5 separate regions of the Homo sapiens genome follow, and regions 1, 2, 4 and 5 are each linked to region 3. The links are chromatin loops, found by intact Hi-C in ENCODE. Cell type or tissue: heart right ventricle. All regions are shown on one strand.

Evidence for each region. Peaks named below come from ENCODE experiments on the same cell type or tissue, not always from the same donor. Only the 100,000 strongest peaks of a DNase experiment are listed, where the experiment ranks them.
Region 1: a loop joins it to region 3, with 11 times the contacts of the local background. A loop is called at or near these places in 64 of 110 quality-filtered maps.
Region 2: a loop joins it to region 3, with 6 times the contacts of the local background. A loop is called at or near these places in 30 of 110 quality-filtered maps.
Region 4: a loop joins it to region 3, with 6 times the contacts of the local background. A loop is called at or near these places in 33 of 110 quality-filtered maps.
Region 5: a loop joins it to region 3, with 7 times the contacts of the local background. A loop is called at or near these places in 61 of 110 quality-filtered maps.

What each region holds. Positions count from the first base shown.
Region 1 is chrX:69,536,728-69,540,727 of GRCh38, reverse strand. No RefSeq gene overlaps it. Among named protein-coding and RNA genes, the nearest start is that of NALF2, 34 kb to the right of the region's middle. In heart right ventricle, CTCF peaks have their summits at 2,121 and 2,322 (motif pointing left); a DNase peak (open chromatin) is centred at 2,287; H3K4me3 peaks cover 778 bases.
Region 2 is chrX:69,495,340-69,499,339 of GRCh38, reverse strand. No RefSeq gene overlaps it. Among named protein-coding and RNA genes, the nearest start is that of NALF2, 7.0 kb to the left of the region's middle. In heart right ventricle, no CTCF peak of the experiment used is centred here; no DNase peak of the experiment used is centred here.
Region 3 is chrX:70,029,136-70,033,135 of GRCh38, reverse strand. EDA (ectodysplasin A) reads right to left here. Exons shown (of 8, transcript NM_001399.5): 5 at 3,598-3,632; 6 at 2,616-2,667. Among named protein-coding and RNA genes, the nearest start is that of MIR676, 8.3 kb to the right of the region's middle. In heart right ventricle, a CTCF peak has its summit at 2,460 (motif pointing right); DNase peaks (open chromatin) are centred at 2,545 and 3,144; H3K27ac peaks cover 345 bases.
Region 4 is chrX:69,617,211-69,621,210 of GRCh38, reverse strand. The region is part of intron 1 of EDA (ectodysplasin A); the gene reads right to left. Among named protein-coding and RNA genes, the nearest start is that of EDA, 3.1 kb to the right of the region's middle. In heart right ventricle, a CTCF peak has its summit at 2,229 (motif pointing right); no DNase peak of the experiment used is centred here; H3K4me3 peaks cover 519 bases.
Region 5 is chrX:70,095,544-70,099,543 of GRCh38, reverse strand. No RefSeq gene overlaps it. Among named protein-coding and RNA genes, the nearest start is that of OTUD6A, 35 kb to the right of the region's middle. In heart right ventricle, CTCF peaks have their summits at 1,748, 1,947 (motif pointing right) and 3,270; a DNase peak (open chromatin) is centred at 1,973.

The DNA of each region.
Region 1 (4,000 bases), 490 kb after region 3:
ATACAACCTCTTATAGAGGAAACCCAACTCAAATTTAAATACTGAATAGATCAACACTGCCAAGTTAAACAAAATAGCTCTGGAAGCTCCAGGTGGAGACTTCTACATTAGAAAGGGTTTGGCATGAGGCTGGCTGTTGCTCTGATGGTCCTGCAAACCTCAACATTGACTGAGTTCCCCTGCCATCATTCAGAGCCAGGCCAGGTGTCAGCATGGCCCAGGAGCCAGGTGAAAGCCCTTCACCTGGCTTCAGTCACATTGCCTGCTTTTTCAATCACTCTTGAGAACAGGGTGAGGGTACAGGGCTGGGGCCAGTTGACCTAGCTTTGGATCTTCAACAGATCATGAAACCATGGATGGAAAGCTGCTGGCACTGGTCTTAGAGTTGGAGTTCTTGGCTTCTATTCCTGGCCTTCTGCTCTGCATTTTGCTTGTTTATTTTGGGTGAGTGGATCTTTTGGCCTCCTCAAGCCTCAGTTTTTTTAATCTGTAAACCTAAATTAATTTCTACTGTGCATGGTTATTGTGAGGATTAGCAAGACACTGTGTGTATGTATACATGCAGTACAAGTGGAAAAGGGTATTCTAAGCAGCAGAGCTAATTTGGGGGACAGGAAGCTGTCATTTCCCAGAGGAAGTTACCCCAAGATGGAGCCAGGGAAGAGGAACTGTCTCTTCCTCTTATCCCAGCCTTCTCAGGGCTGTGTCTTTCATTCCAAGCTCTTTTGTCCACTAGGCCACAAATGAGCCATATCTGACCCTGGGCATTGATTCCAGGAGTCCAAGGGCCCAGGGCATCTTGAAATTAACCATCAGTGTTTGTCTGCCAATAAATCTACCTTTGCAATTTTCCTCTTCACCTGTATGCTTTTCCATGTTAATTTTCAGGTTTGTGTTCTGGGTTCAACAAGGCTAAGATCAATATAGGAGTCTCTGACCTTTCCTCAAGAACGGCTACCTACAGTCTTAGTATCTGTGAATAGCAGGTTCCTCAAGAAAAACAAAAACAAAAAACCAACCCAAGTGCTGAAAGTGAAACTCGATATTACAGAGAAGCCTGGTCATGCATGTCATCAAGCACTTTGTGGCAGGATGCTGTGTGCTCGTTGAGAATAAAGCCTCCTGCCTCCTGTACCAGCAGGAGGGTCATGAGGGGACAAGACAGAGGAGAAGAGGGAACAAGGAGATGGCAGGAGAGGACAGATCCTGGGAACAGGGGAAAAAGAGAGGGGCCAAAGGAATAAATACGGATGTGCTCTAGTGTTCCAGGGCAGGCAGGAATTGTGTTCTCTGCATCTCTCTAGTCTTGTGACAATGTGATCATGAGTTAAGGCTGTTCAAATAGATGCTATGGAGCCCTGTATAGAGTCTTACAGAGCCTCCCACTCTGTTCGGTTCCTGTTCTAATTCCTCTTCTACTCAGGGCAGCCCACCAGGGGTATGCCTTTGAGTCTGGATGTGAGTTGAAGTGAGTTGGCCAAAATGGTCAGAATGTGGAAGGCCTTGAACACCAGCTTTCGATTTTTTCCCAAACAATGGGAACCATTAGAGGGGCAGGATGCCAGGCCAGTGCTCCAGGAGGCTCCTGGCTCTGTGCGAAGGTGTCTGGGCTGCAAGGGCAGGAGGCTAGAGGCAGGAATGCCAGTTGGGAGGTAATGAAGATCTGGGCAGACAACAGCAGTGACGAAGGAGAGATCAGTTTAGGATATAGAATATATATATGGGGTGGTGGCAGATGTAATCTGGGACACATGGCAGGAGGGTGGAAAGGGCCACTGGAGGAGTCCCAGAAGATTGGCTTCTTGCTCCAGGGGCCGGGAGGAAAGGCAGGACTATTAACATAAACGGTGAATTGGCCCCTTAATGGCTCTGGTCCCTCCGCAGGAAAATGCTGCCCTTTCAGCCCTGAGCTCCCTTTAGTCCCGGGCCTGGCTGGACGGGACCGGCCGGCTCAGGGCTGCGGTCGCGAGCTCTGTCGTTGGGGTCCAGGGAGACTAGAGGCCTGAACGGGCTGAAAAAGAAGGGCGACACTCGGCCCCAACCCCTCCCGTGTCCCGCCCAGGCCCCTGCCTCTGGCCCGGCTGGTCGGAAAGCGAAGGAAGGTCAGAAGCGAAGGAGAGCGGGCTACCGCGGGCCGGGTTAGGGATGGGAACGGGCCTGAACGCGGGAGAAGCGCGCGAAGTGGGAGAAAGGAACCGACGAGGAAGAACCCGCTCTGCAGGCGCCCACGGACCCTAGCGCCAGGCCCAGTTCCGCGGCTGCGCCTCCGCCTCCCTGGTGCCTCCAGCCTGGGTAGGAGGAGCCACAGCGCCACCCAGCGGCCGGTGTCGGGGAACAGCAGTCAGGGCTCTTCCGTGGCCCCAGAAGAGTCGGGGAGCGGGGTGGAACAGGACAGTGGAGGGCCTAGAGGAAAGTGGGTACCAGCGCGGGCACAGAGTGGTTGATAGGCCCTCCGTTTACTTCACCTACCAGTCCATCCGGCATATGGCACCAGCTGAATCTTACTCCAGGTCAGCTCTCAAGCTCAACATCTTCCATGGCTCCCAATGGGTCACCATATAAAGCCCACACATTCCCTGGCCTGACCTTCACGGCCTTCTGTGTTTTTACCTCAGGCTATCTTTCAAGCTCATCTCTTGCCACCCACTCCACACATCCTGTACCACTCATTCCTGCTCAGATGAACCACCCACCACTTCTGCATCTACATCCATTCACTCAGTGAGCATTGACTAAGGCACTGGGAAGATAATAAATAAGACAGACAAGGTCCTTGTCTGCTCAGAGCTTACATTCAAATGGAGAAACAGGCAATAAACAAGAAAGCCAAAGTATAAACAAGATCGTTCCAAATAGTTACAAGTGCTAGATCATATAAAAAGCAGGGTGGTATGATAGAGTGTCTGCGGTGAGAAGGGCACTACTATACCTAGAGTAGCCAGGAAAAACCTTTCTGAGAAAGCGGTATCTGAGCTCGGACCTGATCATGAGGAGCATTGCAAAAGTCTGGGGGAATAACATTTCAGGCTGAGAAATGGCGTGTACAAAGGTCCTGAGACAGGAACAAGCTTAGCATTATCAGAGGAAAATAAATAAGGCAGGGTGGCTGTAGGAGAGTGAAGGGAATATGCTAGGTGAGGTTGGAGACATAGACAATCGGCAGGTCGTGTAGGGCACTGTGGGCCACGCTAAGGAGTCTGGAATTTATTTTGATTTAGATGGGAAACTAGGAGAGGGTGTTAGCCAGGGAGAGACATGATCTGGTTTGCATTTTTAAGAGATACTCTGAGTGAACTGTGCATGGGGTGCAAGACTGGAAGCAGGGAGACCAGTTAGGAGGCCATTGCAGTGGTCTATGAGAGAGTTGGTGGTGGCCTGGACTAGGTGGTGACAATGGAGGTGAGAGAAATGGTCAGATTCTAGAGGTATTTTGACCAATTTCTGTTCATATGTTTTCTCCCCAACCAACACAGGAGCTTCTTGAGCTTCTTCATGTCTGAATGAGTTTTGGATTCCCATCCTACACCCCTAAGCAGTTAGTTTCTCTGCGACCTGCCACAGTGAATGTAACAGGAGGTAATGGCAGTTGGATAGAAACTTGGGCATGGCGCAGAAGTTCTGAGACTTCCTTCTAGTTGCTCTAATGGGCTTCTCCATCTCCCTTTTCCCTACTTCACCCCTTAGTGTCACCTAAAAGAATCTAAGTATGTTTTGGAGGGAAGAAAACGCAGGAGTTATGGAGTTGCTCCTCTGCGCTACCAACTGGGCTCCATGTCTTCACGTAGATTACTTCATTTGGGTTAACTTATTTCATATTTATAAAAACATCTAATCCTATCCCTTCATTTTAGAGATAAGCAGATTAAGAACCCCAAAAGGAAAAGGGACTTTATGAAGTTGGGTAGAAAGGCGAAGTTGTCATAGCATAAAGCAGTCACTATTTTGAGTCCCTCATAGACCCCTCTTCCCATTTAACACCCAAATAGTGGTTGTCTACAAC
Region 2 (4,000 bases), 530 kb after region 3:
CCCGGGAAAGAAACTGCATAGGGGAAGGATCAAAAGTAGTTATTCAGGTTAGGGTTCAGAGCCAGGGAGATTCCAGCAAGCAGGGTAGTATCAAGTGATTGAGTGAATGAGAGAGACATTGAGTGAATTGGGAGAGAGTCAATAACAATAAAAATGAACAGTTACATAGTGCTTAACATGCACCAGGTACTATTCTAAGCATTTACATATTTTAAGCCACTTAACCCTCTATGACAACAATTATGTGGGGTAGATCTACCGTTGTCTCTATTTTCTAGACACTGAGGTACAGACAGGTTAAGTCACTTGTCTAAGGTCATGCAGTTGGCAAGTGGCGAAGGGAGAATTTGAGTATATGCAGTCTGGTTCCGGAGTTCATGACTACTTGATCTCTTCTCAGAATAAACTTAGTGATTCTGGGTAATTGCCAAGATTCAAACACCAAATAACATTTTCAACTTCTTGATTGTTTGGCAGCTGTGGGTGAGCTGGGATAGATGGGGCTGGGACATGGACTTAAACCCAGGAGATTCCTCCTAGATATTTTAATATCTTCTCAGTCAAAACCAAGAGAAGTAAATGTTCACATTTTAACCCACCTTGGGCCCTTTCACTTTTACTTTCTAATATGAGGAATCTGACCTTATCCCTAAGTTGACAGAGTGGCCTCACCCTAGGATCCATCCCACTCTAGGCCACAAAGGTACCTAGATGGCTACCTCTAGGCTCACCACTACTCCAGAGCTTGGAGTGTACAGACCCTGCAGCTACTGAAACCAAATGAAGGATTTGGTTTCTGTCTCACTGGCTTCCCCACCCCTGACTGCAAGGCCCGCCATCATCCTAGGGGACTTCAGTATACAAATTAAAATTCAGCCATCACCTGGGCTTCCCGGTTCCTAAACTGCCCCATCTCTTCCACTCTACCTCAGCCACCCACCTCCATTGTCACAAACGGGACCTGCTCCACTATAAATCACCAATCTCAATCAAGCCTTCAACATTGCTTCACAATCCAAACAGGTACTAAATTTCTTTAGTACTTTTCATTCTCCAGGATGACTATTTCAAATCTTCTCCATTCTTTTCTTAAACCTCCAACCCCTGTGTCCACCCTCTCACTCTTAGCCAATAATCTTATGTCTTAGTCCATTTTGTGTTGCTCTAACAGAATACCTGAGAATGGCCTCAAGTGATCCTCCTGCCTAGGCCTCCCAAAGTTCTGGAATTGCAGGTGTGAGCCACCATGCCTGGCCCACACTGGCCACCTTTGAGTTCCAAATGCCATGTCTTTTTGGCCACAGGAGCTTTGCACATGCTGTTTCTTTTGCCTGAAACACTCTCTTTACTCCCTACCTCTAGCCACTTTGCCTGGCTAATCCTACTTAATACTCAGATTCCAGTTCCAGCATCACTTCCTCAGGGAAGATTTCCTTGACTAGTTCCTGCAGGCTAGGTCAGGTTCCCTTGTTAGATCCCTTGTAGAACTGTCTTCCTTTCTTCATAGCACTTATCTTAGATGCATTTACACCCTTATTTGCGTGATTCCTTGGTTAATCACTGTCTCTCCCACTACACTCCAGAATCCTTCAGAACAGGAACCATGTCTGTTTTTGTTCCTCCTTGTTTCTCTAGCTGCAAACACAATGCCTAGCACATAGATGCTCCGTATTTAGAATTAATTAATTAATAAACATTTCAAGTGAGAAAGTGAGACCATCCCAATTCCATTAGAGGAGTATGGCTTTACCTTAATGAATCTGCTAGCATGACTGTGTTTTAATACCAAACATGACCCACACCATGTAGAAACAGAAGGTTATTCTCTCATGTCTGCCTCCAGAGATAATGAATTCCTCTCAATGAAGGTATCTTCAAGCAGATATCTAAGGAGAAGTTGAATGACTGCTTATGGTGATATAGCCACAAGATGATCTCTAAAGCTTTTGACATCCAAGGTTTTGTGATTCTATGATTTGATGCATAGAGAGGGTGGCTTGAGCAAAGGGAATTCAGACACCCTCTAGGATGGAAAAGCCATGGAGAAAAGCACTTTAGGATTTTAGTCACATTGAGATTACCTCATTCATTTCTTTCCTTCCCACAAAAGCTTCTCTTCTAGTTTATACTTTGGAGGACCATTTTTTCCTATGTTAAAGATTGCCATAGGTAGAGGGTCTTTAATTTTCAAAGCTCTCTCAGTTTCAAGATTCACTGGAAATCTTGTTTCCAATTTTCATTTTTCCTGCTTAAATTGAAAGCTATTTCTTATGCCTCTCATAGCAAGGATGAAAGTACAGTGGTTCAGGTATATCCAAAGAGTTTTTAATAAAGGTTATTGTTTTGGGCTGAATGCAAGTCCCCACACTTCACAGTACAGAGAATTAAGATGCCAACTCTGATGAAATCAGACCCTTGTTGTACATGTGTGGGTAACTCTTGATATTTGGATGTTAAAGGTCTCATAGGGCTACAGTGTTGTCAGACTGTGGGGCCTATAAAGGTCATAGCCAAACCCCTCAACGTAGGGGGTTGGCACTCACTTGAACTGTCAGTTAATAAATGGTATCAATCAACAACTGAGTCCTAAGGATCACCTGGAAAAGAAATGCATTCTTCAGAGAGGGAACCAGAGCTGAGGGGGAGGACTCCAAGAAGACTGTGACGCAGGTTTCTGTAGTACTGGCCAGGGAGGGAACCCAGCCCTCAAACACTTGCCCCCTGAGGTTGGAGGTAAGAGGTGCCTACCCTGTGAGCACAGGTCAGGAATGGAGAGGGAAGGAGCCAGCCTTCTGCTGCTTTGGAGCCTGAATATAGTACAGACAGAATGTGTGAGTCTCAGAGAAAACTTGGCTGTGGTTGGCTCTGAGACATGTGCTGTGAAAGCTGGACTGTTTGGGTTTCTGGCATGTCCCTCTCCTTCTCCCAGACTGCTTCAGAAAGTTCTTTGTGCAGTTGCTTCCTGCTCACTCTACTGTGCCCAGGGAAAGCCAAGGATAGGCTTTGTGCCTCTCTCAGGCCAGAGTCTTAAAAAGAGAGTGACACATCGCTGGGGCATGTAGTATGTGGCAGCAGGGGCAAAAAGAAAGAGGCCAAGCCCTACCATGGAGTTCACTGTGGGGGTACTGGGAATGAGAGCTTCTCTCCTGCATGCCTCCTCCCCAAGATATTCGTTGCTTCAACCTGGGAGCCCCCAGGTTCTGTTTTACCAAGGAAGTGATGATGGTGAGATCAGACGGAGACCTAGGGCCCTAAGGGGAAAGGAGAAATTCAAAGGGTCAGAGTTGGGGGAAAACTAGAGCTGCTTCTTCCATAGATTCTCTCTTCAGTGCTATGAGTTTCTCCTTTCAAGGGAAGCAGCTTCTTTCTTCACTGAGTACTTTTTAATGGGTGAACATGAGACATACCTGTCAAGATAGAGGTAGATTTTCCATCTGGTAATGGGTAGATGGGACCCCTCTAGCACTGCTCTTCAGATCCTCTCTGGAGTCTGCTTCCCAGGCAGGGCAAGGCCTTGGCCAAAAGGCTCCTGGTCCTGGATCTGGTGCAGATTGCTTGTCAAGGCCAGAAAGCCCCTCTCTGTAGCTTCCTGCCTCATCACATTGGAGGCAACTGCCTCCTGAAAGTGGTGAAAGTTAGGGCCAGGGCGTAAGGAAGGAGCTCCATCCTCCACAACTCAGTGTGAAGTCACGGTCAGACTCATCTCCTGTTATCAGTAGAGCTAAGTATAGAAGGAAGCTGAGTAGAGGTCTTGAGGCAGTAAATCTGGGCAGAGCACTAGAGTCCAAGTCACCTTGGACACTGACCCATGTGTGACCTGGGACTTTGGGCCCAAGGAAAACCTGGGTTTCCCTGGCTTGGGGGCTTCTCCAACAACCTGCTCCTCTACTGCCTCTGTGTTGGAGGGAGGGCAATACTCTGGCATATGCCCTCCACAAAGCCAAAGCACTTCAGCTTTGTGGCTGTCCTGTCTGCTGGAGGATCTGTGGTTCTCCTCCTG
Region 3 (4,000 bases):
AACCAATACCTTCTAGCTGGAATTTGCCGGTGGAGGATGAGAGTGGGCATGCTGCCCTATTTTCTTTGTTGTTATGGGGCCTGCACAGGCAAAATTCAGACACTGAGTGGCAGGCTAGGTCTTATTATTCAATTTTACTTTCCCAGCCAGAGCTCCTGAATCCCTCTCATCTCATAGGTTCATGGGTTTTCTCTTTCTCCTTAAGAGATTCTTTTTTACGGTTCTTCCACACCCACAGCTTTCTGGAAAGCCTCCCTGGGAGGAAACCACTCAGCCCACTGTCTATCTGGAGAACCTTAGGGATTAGAGATGATTCAGACTCCATGGTAACTGGGGCTACTGACCACTAGTACCAGGGCCCCATAGGTGAGAGGGATCCTTATGAGAGTGAAGGATAGACTGGCAGGCTGCAATAGAGCCAGCTGGGAGGATAGGAGCCGAGCCACCCTTGGCAAAGCATCTGTCTCAGCCCCACCCCAGGCAGGGGTGGAGGGGGCAGTCACACTCCTTTGGACAGCGGAAGCCAGTGTGTGAGGATGGAGGAAAAACTTCTCTTTCCATCCTGCAGAAAGAGGAATGTTCCTTCCCACCATGAGAGGAGGACATCCAAGCCCAGGGAGCCTTTTCCCCTCTAAGCCATCCATCCTGCACCCAAGAAATTATATTTTATAAGTCCATCTTTGGCCAGTTTCAGTAGGCCTGCCTGTCTGAGGGGTGAGGAAACAGCCTTTCTGGAAAAGGTGACCATCTTTCCTTGAGGTGGTAAGTAGATGGGCTAGGAGCTGCCCTGGCTCTGTCCCATCAATGGACCACTCTGCATGACGTCCTCCAACCCCTGACCCCATCACTTCTTCTTCTTTTTTTTTTTTTTCTGAGATGGACTGTCACTCACTCTGTCACCAAGGCTGGAGTGCAGTGGTGTGATCTTGGCTCACTGCAACCTCCACCTCCCGGGTTCAAGTGATTCTCCTGCCTCAGCCTCCCGAGCAGCTGGGATTACAGGTGTGTGCCACTATGCCCAGCTAATTTTTGTATTTTTTGTGGAGACGGGGTTTCACCATGTTGGCCAGGCTGGTCTCAAACTTTTGGCCTCATGTGATCCGCCAGCCTCGGCCTCCCAAAGTGCTGGGATTACAGGTGTGAGTCACTGCACCCCACCCCCATCACTTCTTCTGGTAGTACTAAAGGTCAGCACAGACCACCTCTGAGGATTGGCCCAGAGGGGCTGGAAACAATCTTATTATGTGGCAGTGGGAGCAAAATCAGTGGCTGCTAGCACAGAATAAACACTATCCATCTAGATATCCAAACAAATCTATTTTGGCCTGTCTCTGGCCTCCCTGGACAGGTGGGGATCATGGCCCACTCAGGGCCTTGGGGTCCCCAGCAGGACCAATTGGGTTTTGGTGCCATTGTGTTCCTATTTACACTTCTGAGGCTACTAAGTCAGACATGGAGGTGGCAGTCAGGGAAGTAGCTAAATACAGTCATTAAGGAAACTCAGCACAGCCAGTTCAGGACTGACTGAGTTCTTAGAAACTGTCCCCATGTAGCTGTTTTTTTTAACCTTCCTTTACCGTTTCTGTACTCACAACCCCTCCCTTCCACCCCAAGCTCTGTAAGCATCTGGCATCTTGGCTAGCTTGCTGCTTCCCAAGGCTCCTGGGGGTTCACGCATTTTAGGCTTTGTGCACTCTGGGGACTGGACATTATTCCAAAGTGCTGTTCTTTCATGAATGTTCATGTTTCTTTGGGGGAAGAAAATGAACCTAATCATTCAGTGGAGTGTACATACATATCACTGAAGTAGCACAGGGGAGAGGAAAGAGTCAGAAAGATGTAGTTTTGAATCCTGGCTCCTAAACTAACTTGACTAAGAAATATTGGGAAACTTAATTAATCTCTCTGAACTTCACTTTCTGTCTTGTAAAAAGGAGCTCATACCTACCTCATAGGGTGGTTGTGAGGACTGAATGAAATTAAAGACAAAGAAAGTATGCTGAGAACTCTAAAGTATCGTACAAATATGAGACAGCATGATTTATTATGGTATTATCCAATCTCTCTGGGACTCTGTTTCCCCATCTTTTAAATGCAGGGATTACAACAAATCAGTGTTTCTTAACCCCATTAAACATGTTCTCCTTTTTGATAGACACTAGCATCTTAAATTCCCTGGAGATTCTAACATGCCCCACCTTCCCTGAGAGATGCAGCCTGTCTGCCCACCTGTGTAGATCAGACAAGAAAAATTTAATTTTACATAGTTTTACTTTCTATAATTTGTATTGTGAAAATATTAATCTAACTACACATATCTCCATGGTGGCTCTGATATAACCTCCATCCCCTGAGAATGCCTGGGCTAGATGATGTCTCAAGTCCCTTTCAGCTCCGTCATCAGTGATTCTAAAGCAATTTGGGTGTAGCAACTGGTCTTGATGCCAGCAATTGCTCAGGACAGCCAGTAGAGGGCATGATGGAGCAAAGAATGACTTCGTATGCCAACGGTACCTCAGCGGCCTGGGAGGAACTAGGCTGGGTGATTATTTGGAGGCTGGGGAGGAGGCAGGGGAGAAGCTCCTCTTTGGGAGAGAGCCTATTTTGATTCTTACCATTCTTGACTTGAATTGCTGACCCTTGGCCCTGTAGATGCACCACAGCTGGCTGGCAGGATGAGAAGGATAGAGAGTAGTCACTATGAGTAATGGCTGCTTGCTCAGCCACCAGTCCCATGTTTCCATCCTGGTTTCTAGTCTTCTATTGTAATCCAATTCTGATCCCTCTCCCCTGTCTTGGGATGTTACTGACTACATTTCTACTAGAGGGTAATATGATTTTGTAGCTCTACCGCTTCCTAGCTATGTGACCTCAACCAAATGTAATGCCTCTGAGCCTCATTTCCCTAACTGTAAAATGGGGATTATAAGAATGTCTGGCCTCTCTCACAGGGATGTCTGAAGATCAAATGAGGTGATGGATATAAAATTGCCCTGCAAGCCGTCAAGCACTGTGCAGCTGTGTAGATTTATCACTGTGGCCACACAGCTGTAGCAAGGGAGGCTGAGATGAGACAAGGCAAGGCAGTAGAACCTGCCAATAGAGACAGATTAGGAAGCTCAAAGACTGGGAGGAGCTCTTCAGGCCATTAAGGCAGACGCCCAGGCTAGGCTGGGCCTGGAGCTGGTTGGCTGTTTTTCAAGGACATACTCTTCAACTCTTCAGCTCCGGATCCCAGGTGGTCTGAGAGCCGGCAAGGTGTCTGGGGTGGTTGGGGAGTTGGAGGCTCAGGTGAATAGGTCTGACTGGCAGCTTATTTCAGCTGACTACTGGGCCTGGCTATGGTGAACCTGGGGTCTCCTGTGGAATGAGGAAAAATGATCCTGGCAAGACACCCTTTCCTTAGCTAAAAACATGCCCTGGGGCAAAGCTTTTCTATTCATAGAGATGGGAGGGGGCTGTGAGTGAAAACCGTCAGAATCTCCGGGGTGTTCTCATGAAATAAAGCCTCAGGAAATCTAATAAGAAGCTAATTTAAAGGTGGCTCTAGCCTGTGGCTTTCCCTCCTACCCAGGAAGAGAGCAATCCCCAGCCAACCTGGTTTTCTCGAGTTCCAGCTTTATCAGCAGCACCTGCAAAATAGGATAGGACAATCAGAGGGCATAATCTTTTGACTTCCTTTTCCCCTCACCTGAGCAGCTAGTGGTGGTGAGCCATGCTCCCTGCAGCCAGCCCTGTCTGAGCTTTATTCTCCAGGGCTCAGAGCTGGAGGAAGAGTCAGAGTGCACCCCTTCTGTTTCCTGCCCTGACCTTCATCTTCAGTGGGCCCAGCACCCAGCAGGGAAACTTCTGAGTATTGCCTCTGGCCAATATTAGCCCAAGGCAAGCCCCACCGGGCACCCATGGAGAACAATGAGAGAGCATTCCCATCACTGTGTGACCCTGAGGCAATGGCATTGGCTTCTCTAGTGTTTTGCTCCCTTTCTATTAATTTTCTTCA
Region 4 (4,000 bases), 410 kb after region 3:
ACTTTAAAGAGATCTTCTCTATAAGGTAGTTACAGATAAATTACAGATTATTTTTTCACAAGATCTAAGATAGAAAGAAAGACATGAGACCTAAAAGCAAATAAAACAAAACATCAAACAATATATTACAGGAAGCTTTTTGCACCATTTTAGAGAGAAGGTGTGAAACTGGGAGACTGACCACGTGGTTAAGGCTCTTCTCCATTTCACTTTCTAATTATTCTAGAAATCAGTGAAACATTTCCAGTGGAACTATTTACTCACCTAAGCATAGCTGACAGGTCACAGGCTTAGCAAGACCTGAGGAAAACAGGCCTGTTATAGAAAGAGAAAATGTCTTTGTTTCACATAAACACCTCCAAAGTCCCAAAATAATATTCAACTCAACAAGTATTTGAGTACAGTAACTGTAACTAGCACTGTGTCAGGCATTATGGAGAAAGACAAAAATGAAGGCAGATTTCTAAGGAGCTCTAATGTAAAGACATAAAATGTATTTGAAAACAACAGCAATAACAACTAAAGAATGATTCTAAGACAGGATATGATGGGTGGGTTGCAGCAGAGTTAGTGAGAGAGAAAATGCGATGGGAATAATGAAGCAAGTTGATCAAAAGTTCTGTATTCAAACCCACAGTAAAGGTATTTTATCTAGATCCCACCTCCCTAAAAAAAAAAATCCTTGGATTTATTCATTGTGCTCACCTTGAATCACCTCGAATGATTCCTAGTTATGTTCTTGATCGAAGAGCCTTAACACAGGTAATGTCAACTCTGGATACACTAATGGTCTATCTAGTTATGTCAAGCAATGTTTTGTAGAACTTTAAGGTTGACATCTATGACATCACTTCAAATAATTAGGAACATACTCCAAATAGCCCTAACAGTTCTAAGTAAATCTGTATTGATCTACCCATAATTTTGACTATTACTTGAGACAATGAGTTGAATAAGATACTACCTTTATTTGCCTCCTCTTGAAAATAATTTTTCAAACATTAAAAGGTGTCTAATACTTAACATTGTGTCTGGCACAGCAGGCTTTCTATTTATTGAACTGGATTGTTACGTTACACCAATATATTAATCATATTCATCTCGCTCATGGTTTGGTAGACTTTGATCATATTCCTCCTTCAACCTCTTTCTATCCAGACTGAAAAACCAACTAGAAAATCCCTTCATCCTTTTGATCAATTTAATGGGGTTTTTGAGGACTTTTATCAGCTGTTAGGCTTTTCTTGAGGAGCAGCCACCAGAATTTCCTGTCTGATTGTAGAAGCCAATCTGCTTTTGATCTTGTACATGGAAAAAATAAGTGTTTTGTAAGTGGTTTGTTTTGTTGTTTTTGACACCCTTCCTGATGATACCCACTACATTCTTGGCCTTTGAGGACCACAATCACAACCGGCGCAACATCTCCACAGAATGATCAACAGTGATTTTTAGTTTTTTACTCTGACGATCATATTACTGTATATTGTCCTAATTCAGACACAAATGAGATATCCCTTGCTCTTGAGATAATCTCCACCAACTATCCAGACAAATCTCAGCTACTTGGTTGCTCCAGCTGAAGGAGATGATTGATTACGGAAGGTCTGATGTGACTCTCTCACTTCATCATCAGCAAGTGTGTCCCCACCAGGGAGACTTTTCTAACATTTCACATGGAGAACTGTGCTGATCTCTCTGCTCTGTATCCTACCTGCCCTAACTTCCTTGTGTGCCCTGCTTAAAAAGTTTTTAAATTGACAGATGATATACATACATCTACAGTGATTTCCAGGTCCCTTTCTTGAGTCATAACTGAGAGCCCAGAGCCCATCATCTCATAAGTATGGATAGGTTTACTTTTGCCTACCTGCATGAAGTGTCTCTGACTGTTCTGCCCACTTGGTCTCATGAGAGCTTCCTGCAGTTTACTCTCATCAGCTTGCCTTCACTCCTTACAGATAAACTGGTAAGAAACCTGAATGTACTGCCCGTTGAAGGGTGTATATTTTTATCTTTCTTCCTCTCCATCCAAGATTTGCTGTAACAGCAGTTGTTTGTGTTTAAAAACTAAAATATAAAAATATGACCTACGTGGCCAAATCCCACAAGGCTGTTTACTTCCTTATTTACTGAATCAGAATCTGTCAGCACAATGTAGAATTCTGAGTGTCAGCAGATACTGAAAATTAAATGTCACTGTAAAGCCAGCAGAGGGTGCACCAGGGCACTAGAAATTTTAACCAAGCTTGTAGCAGTATTAATTTAATACCCAATCAACTTTTTTAAAAAGTTATTTTTGTATACTAAAACTAATATACAAGATAAGATAAACTTAAGTTGAACAACTTAAAATAAACAAGTTGAATTTGGGCTAAAATTCCTTCAAAGTATACTCCAAATCTGAAAGTGAAGTTCAGGAAGAATAAGGAACACACGGTTAAACTTACTGTGGTCAAAATACAGGCAGAGTAGAACAAAATGATGCAGAGCTGAGCCCTCTACTTTGCAAAAGTTCTAATGTGGAGCTCCATCTTGCTCCCTCGCAAAAGGTCCCAGGAGGTAGTTGGGGGAATGGGCACCCAACTAGGAGTTAGAGCAACTATCATCCCAGTTTTGACTCTAGTTATGTGACCTTGGGCAAGTCACTTTCCCTTTAGGGCCTATGTTTCCCAAGGGAATCAAACGAAATGGACTCATATAAGCCCTTCATAACTCTAGGAAACTGATTCCAATTGATGTCAACAAATGTAAAGAGCTAGTATCCTTGCTTCTATTGCTCAAAAATATTAAAACAGAAAGAATAAAAGACAGAAGATAGGAAGCTGTGTTTAAATCTAGACAGAACTATTTTAGTGCCACACAAAGGGTAGGTAACTAAATGCCATTATACACCTGTAAGAGTTTCATGCCATCACAGAAACCTTACAGTACAGCTGTTCTGCTAATCCTCAGTCTATAAAAATGGCTCTGTCCATCCTGAATGCCAAAAAGTATTGGCCAACATTTGATTAAAGAAGTTTAATTCTTTCATCTTTTCACAGAATATCAATGTTCAGCTGCTAAATACTTCTGCTGGGCATTGGGGTGTGGGGGGAGTGGCAGTAGATAAATAAAGGAGTCAGAATCCTAGTTAATTATCGTTTAGCTACAATGTTTAAAGTTTCAAGTATGAGAAGCATGTCTGCTGATTCTCTTCTTTGATAAGCTGTTATATAAATTGGAGTGTGCTAGTAAGACATTTTAAGGCTCAGGGCAACTTTACAATGCACATCTTTTTTTTTTTTTTTAAGTATCAGTCCTAACATTACACTATTATCATGAATATGATGTCTCTATCAAGCGTACCACTTTAGATGGGAGGTCAAAGTGGCACAAATAATGTTTACAGAGTTGTGACAATGACTCTGGATGTGGCAGTAAATATAGAAGGCTTGGGTCCCTCACCTCAAGGAACTTATTTGTACAACTTGCTCTCTTCCCTAAGAGGTACAATTTTATTATTATTCTTTAGCCACCTCGAAAGGATCCTTGGATGCTTCTCCTAAGTTTCACATATGGCAACCAAGACAGTATTTACGTTAAGTGAACGAAATTTACTTGAATAAAAAGCTAGAAAGAATAGAATAGAAAACAAACACCAAAGCTAATAGTTTGCTTATTAGGGCACAAACACCATAAAGATTGCAAAAACAAACAAAACTGCTCTTGGGGGACGAGTCCTGAGTAATTATTCCATTGGCAGATTCCCGTTCTCAAGCTAACAGTAGTAAAAGCGCTTCCCACCCACCCTTCCCACCGCACACCTACCCCGCTTAAGAATCAGAACCGGCATGCAAAGGGTGAGTTTTATTTCCATAGATTTTTAAAATTGCTGTTCAGAAGTTGTCTAGCAAGACGGCATATTTCTACCAGAATTCCTCAGGGGCGCTGATCCTCACTAGAACGCCGAGGACAATCAGTCTCAAATTGCAGGTAAGTGTGAACAAGCCCACGTTCTGGT
Region 5 (4,000 bases), 66 kb before region 3:
CCCAGTAGTCATTCAGGAGCAGATTGTTCAGTTTCAACCCTGTTTCAAAACAAAAACAAAAACAAGCAAAGCACAAGTCCACCGACATTGATACAGTCTACAGAGCTTAGTCAGACTTCATGTTTTATATGACCTCATCTGTATATGTGTGTGTGTGTGTGTGTGTGTGTGTAGTTCTATGCACTTTTATCACATGTGAAGTTTCATGTATCCACAACCTCAGTCAAGGTATAGAATTGTTCAATCATCACAAGGATTCTTCATGGTGTCCTTTTAGAACCACATCCACCAGCTTCCCTCTCCCCATTCTTAATCCCTGGCAACCCGAAATCTGTTCTCCATCGCTATAGTTTTGCTATTTCAAGAATGTTATAAAAGTGTAATCATACGGTATATAACCTTTTGGAAGTAGCTTTTTTTCACTCAGCATAATTCCCTAGAGATTCATCCAAGTTGTTGAATGTACCAATAATTTATTCCTTTTTATTGGTGAGTAGTATTCCATGGTAGAGATGTACCACAGTTTGTTTAACTAGTCATTTGATGAAGAACGTCGGGTTGCTTGCACATTTTGGCTATTATGAATAAAGCTGTTATGAAAATTCATGGTTTTGTGTGACTAAAACATGTCTTTCACAGAGCAAAAATTTTTTATTTTGATGAAGTCAATTTATCAATTTTTTCTGTTATAGATTATGCTTTTGGTGACAAGCCTAGAAAGTTTTTGCCTAGCCCGGGGTCCCAAAGCTTTTCTCTTATTTTTTTCTAAAAACTAAAAGTTTTATAGTTCTGTATTTTACTTTTAAGCCTGTGATCCATGTTGAGTTCATTTTTGTATAAGGTATGAGGTTTAGTTCAGGGTTTATTTTTTTACCTATGGTTGTCTAATGCTCTAGAGCAATTAGATAGCCAGATACTGGCCACTGGGCTGCCCCAAGGTAACTGTAGTCTCTAGGACATCAGGACACATGGCCCCAAAGAGATTTCACCTCCACTTCTGCCCAGCTCTAGAGCATTAGACAACCCTAGGCAAAAAAAAAAATAAAATAAAACAAAATAAAAAAATAAACCACTAGACAATTTAATGGCTGGAAAGAATATCCTTCTCCTCCATTGAATTGCTTTTGTACCTTTGTCAAAAAATCAGTTGGGCAGATATGTATACGTCTATTTCTGAGTTCTCTTTTCTGTCCCACTGGTCTGTTTGTCTATCCCTGTGAGAACCACAGAGCTCAGGCCTTTGAGACAGAATGCCTAGTACCACTTGCTAGCTTGGGTGACCCTGGGCAAGTCACCCTCCCCTGGCTTCCTATCTGTCACTCAGTATATAAAATATGCCTCCTGAGCCCCACATGATTGAACTCCTGCCTGCTTCCCCGTGACTGTCTCCTATTACTCTCCTCCTTGTTCACTCTGCTCCAGCCACACTGGCCTGACCGATCCTCAGTCACATAACACATGCTCCTACTTTTGGGGCTTTCACAGACTGTTTCTTTAACCCAGAATCTGCTTCGCACAGACATCCTCATGGCTACCTCCCTTCCTTCTTCCTTCAAGTCTTTTATCAAATTTCACCTTCTGAGTGAGGCTTTATTTAAAATGGCAAAGCCTCTGCTCCTCCCCTTTCCCCACTTTCTCTCCATGGCACTCATCACCATCTAAAACACAATGTCATGGACTTTTTTGCTCTGTCTCCTACCACTGCAGTATGAGCTCAATGAGAGCAGGAATTTTTGTTTTTGTTCACTGCTGTATTCCCAGTGCTGTGTCTGTCTAGTATAATATACCTTTTTAAATGAATGAAGAAATGAATAGATAGATGGATGGATGAATATGTGAGTGAGTGAATGAATGAATGAATGCCGTGAGCCAAGGCCCAGCTCACCTGAGCAGCCTCTCTGGCCCTTGGCTTGTGTCCTAAGCTTGCGACCCTAGAACCATCCACTTGCTTCTCTAAGGCTGGCCACCAGGTGGCAGTTGGAGCCTAACTTCTGTCTCATTTGCTTCCCTTTGCCTTCTCTTTGCTGCCTGTCAGTCTTGCCCAGGACATTTTGACCTTCTCTGCCTAGGCATGGCTAGAGGATTTTGTGAGAGCTCTTAAAGTAGGCAGCTTCAGTATTTAAAACTTTTTTTTTTTTTTTTGAGACGGAGTCTCACTCTGTTGCCCAGGCTGGAGTACAGTGGTGCGATCTCAGCTCACTGCAACCTCTGCCTCCTGGGTTTAAGCGATTCTTGTGCCTCAGGCTTCTGAGTAGCTGGGACTACAGGTGCGTCCCACCACACCCAGCTAATTTTTGTATTTTCATTAGAGATGGGGTTTCACCATGTTGGCCAGACTGGTCTCGAACGCCTGACCTCAAGTGATCCACCCACTTCCGCCTCCCAAAGTGATGGGATTACAGGCATGAGCCACTGCGACTGGACCAACTTTGCATCTTTTTATCCTTAGAAAGGTACTACCTTGTTCCTGCCACAGCCTGCTCTCTGTCTCAGATGGAAGAAGCCATATACTGGCCATTGGGCTGCCCCAAAGTAACTGTAGCCTCTAGGACATCAGGACACATGGCCCTAAGGAGATTTCACCTCCACTTCTGCCCAGCTTCAGCAAGCCTCTCCCAGGGTTACTGCACCCCTCAACTCGGTAAAGGCTAGGGACTCTAGCACCATGATTAAGCCTTTTGTGTCAACCTGGGTTTGATCTCCACTATGCCACTTATTAACCTTGTATCTTGGGTGATGTTGAGCAACTAACATAGATATTCAAGCCTCGGTTTTGTCAGCTGTAAAATGGGGATAATAATGGCATCAAACTCACCGGGTGGATGTGAAGATTCAATGTGATAACACGCATACAACATAAGTAGAGTGTTTGGTGTAGAATAAAGCTCACTTGAAGAAAAATGAAGGGCAAAAGTGGGAATAAACAAGACCAGGCATAGCAGGAACTTGCCAGGGAGTTTGAGGAGGGCGCCGACTAGATGGCTAGAAGGCTGAAGCCAAGAAAAGATGGGAGATCAAGGAAAGCTTCACAAAAAAGATCACGGTTCAGCCACAGGTTGTAAGACAGGTCAAATTACGCTAGTCAAGCTGGAAAGAGCGTTGCAGGAATAATGGTATGTGCAAATAAAGAGAGGTGTGAAATGGTAGCTACTCACAGTCATTCCAGGAACTGTAAGTAAGTATGAATTGCATGTTTCTTGTGGGAGAAGTGACAAGAAATACAGACAGATAAGCAGGGACCAGATCACAAAGGACCTCATGTGCCAGGTGAAGGAGACTGGACTTGATCTGGTGGGGGCAGTGGAGAGCCATCAAAGAGTTCTAAGCAAGGAATTGGATGGATGCAACTGATGACCTGGCAGTCCAGCTGCCTTGAAGGAAGACAGAAACTGGAGGCAGGTGAAAGATGAGCTGAGCTTAGACTGGAGAAGTTGTATTTGGGATGGAGATAAAGGGATGAAGTCCACGGATTTTTTTTTCAGAGGAAGAAACTGCCAAGAGCTTGCCTGAAAAAGAAAGAAGATCCAGGGACAGAGAAGGAAGTAGCATCATGGTACAGTTATTTTTTGCTTTTGTTTTTTGTTTGTGTGTTTGTCTGTTTGTTTGTTTTTTGAGACGGAGTCTCACTCTGTTGCCCAGGCTGGAGTGCAGCGGCACGATTTCAGCTCACTGCAACCTCCGCCTCTCAGATTCAAGCGATTCTCCTGCCTCACCCTCCCGAGTTGTTGGGACTACAGGTGCGTGCCACCACACCCGGCTAATTTTTGTATTTTTAGTAGAGACAAGGTTTCATCATGTTGGTCAGGCTGGTCTCGAACTCCTGACCTCAGGTAATCCACCCGCCTCGGCCTCCCAAAGTGTTGGGATTACAGGTGTGAGCCACCATCCACCATGCCCGGCCAGTACAGTTTTTTTTTGTTTTTTGTTTTGAATATGGGTGAGACTTGAGATTCTTCTATTCCCCACAGGGCCTGGCACTAAGTAATTGAATGAGTGGAGG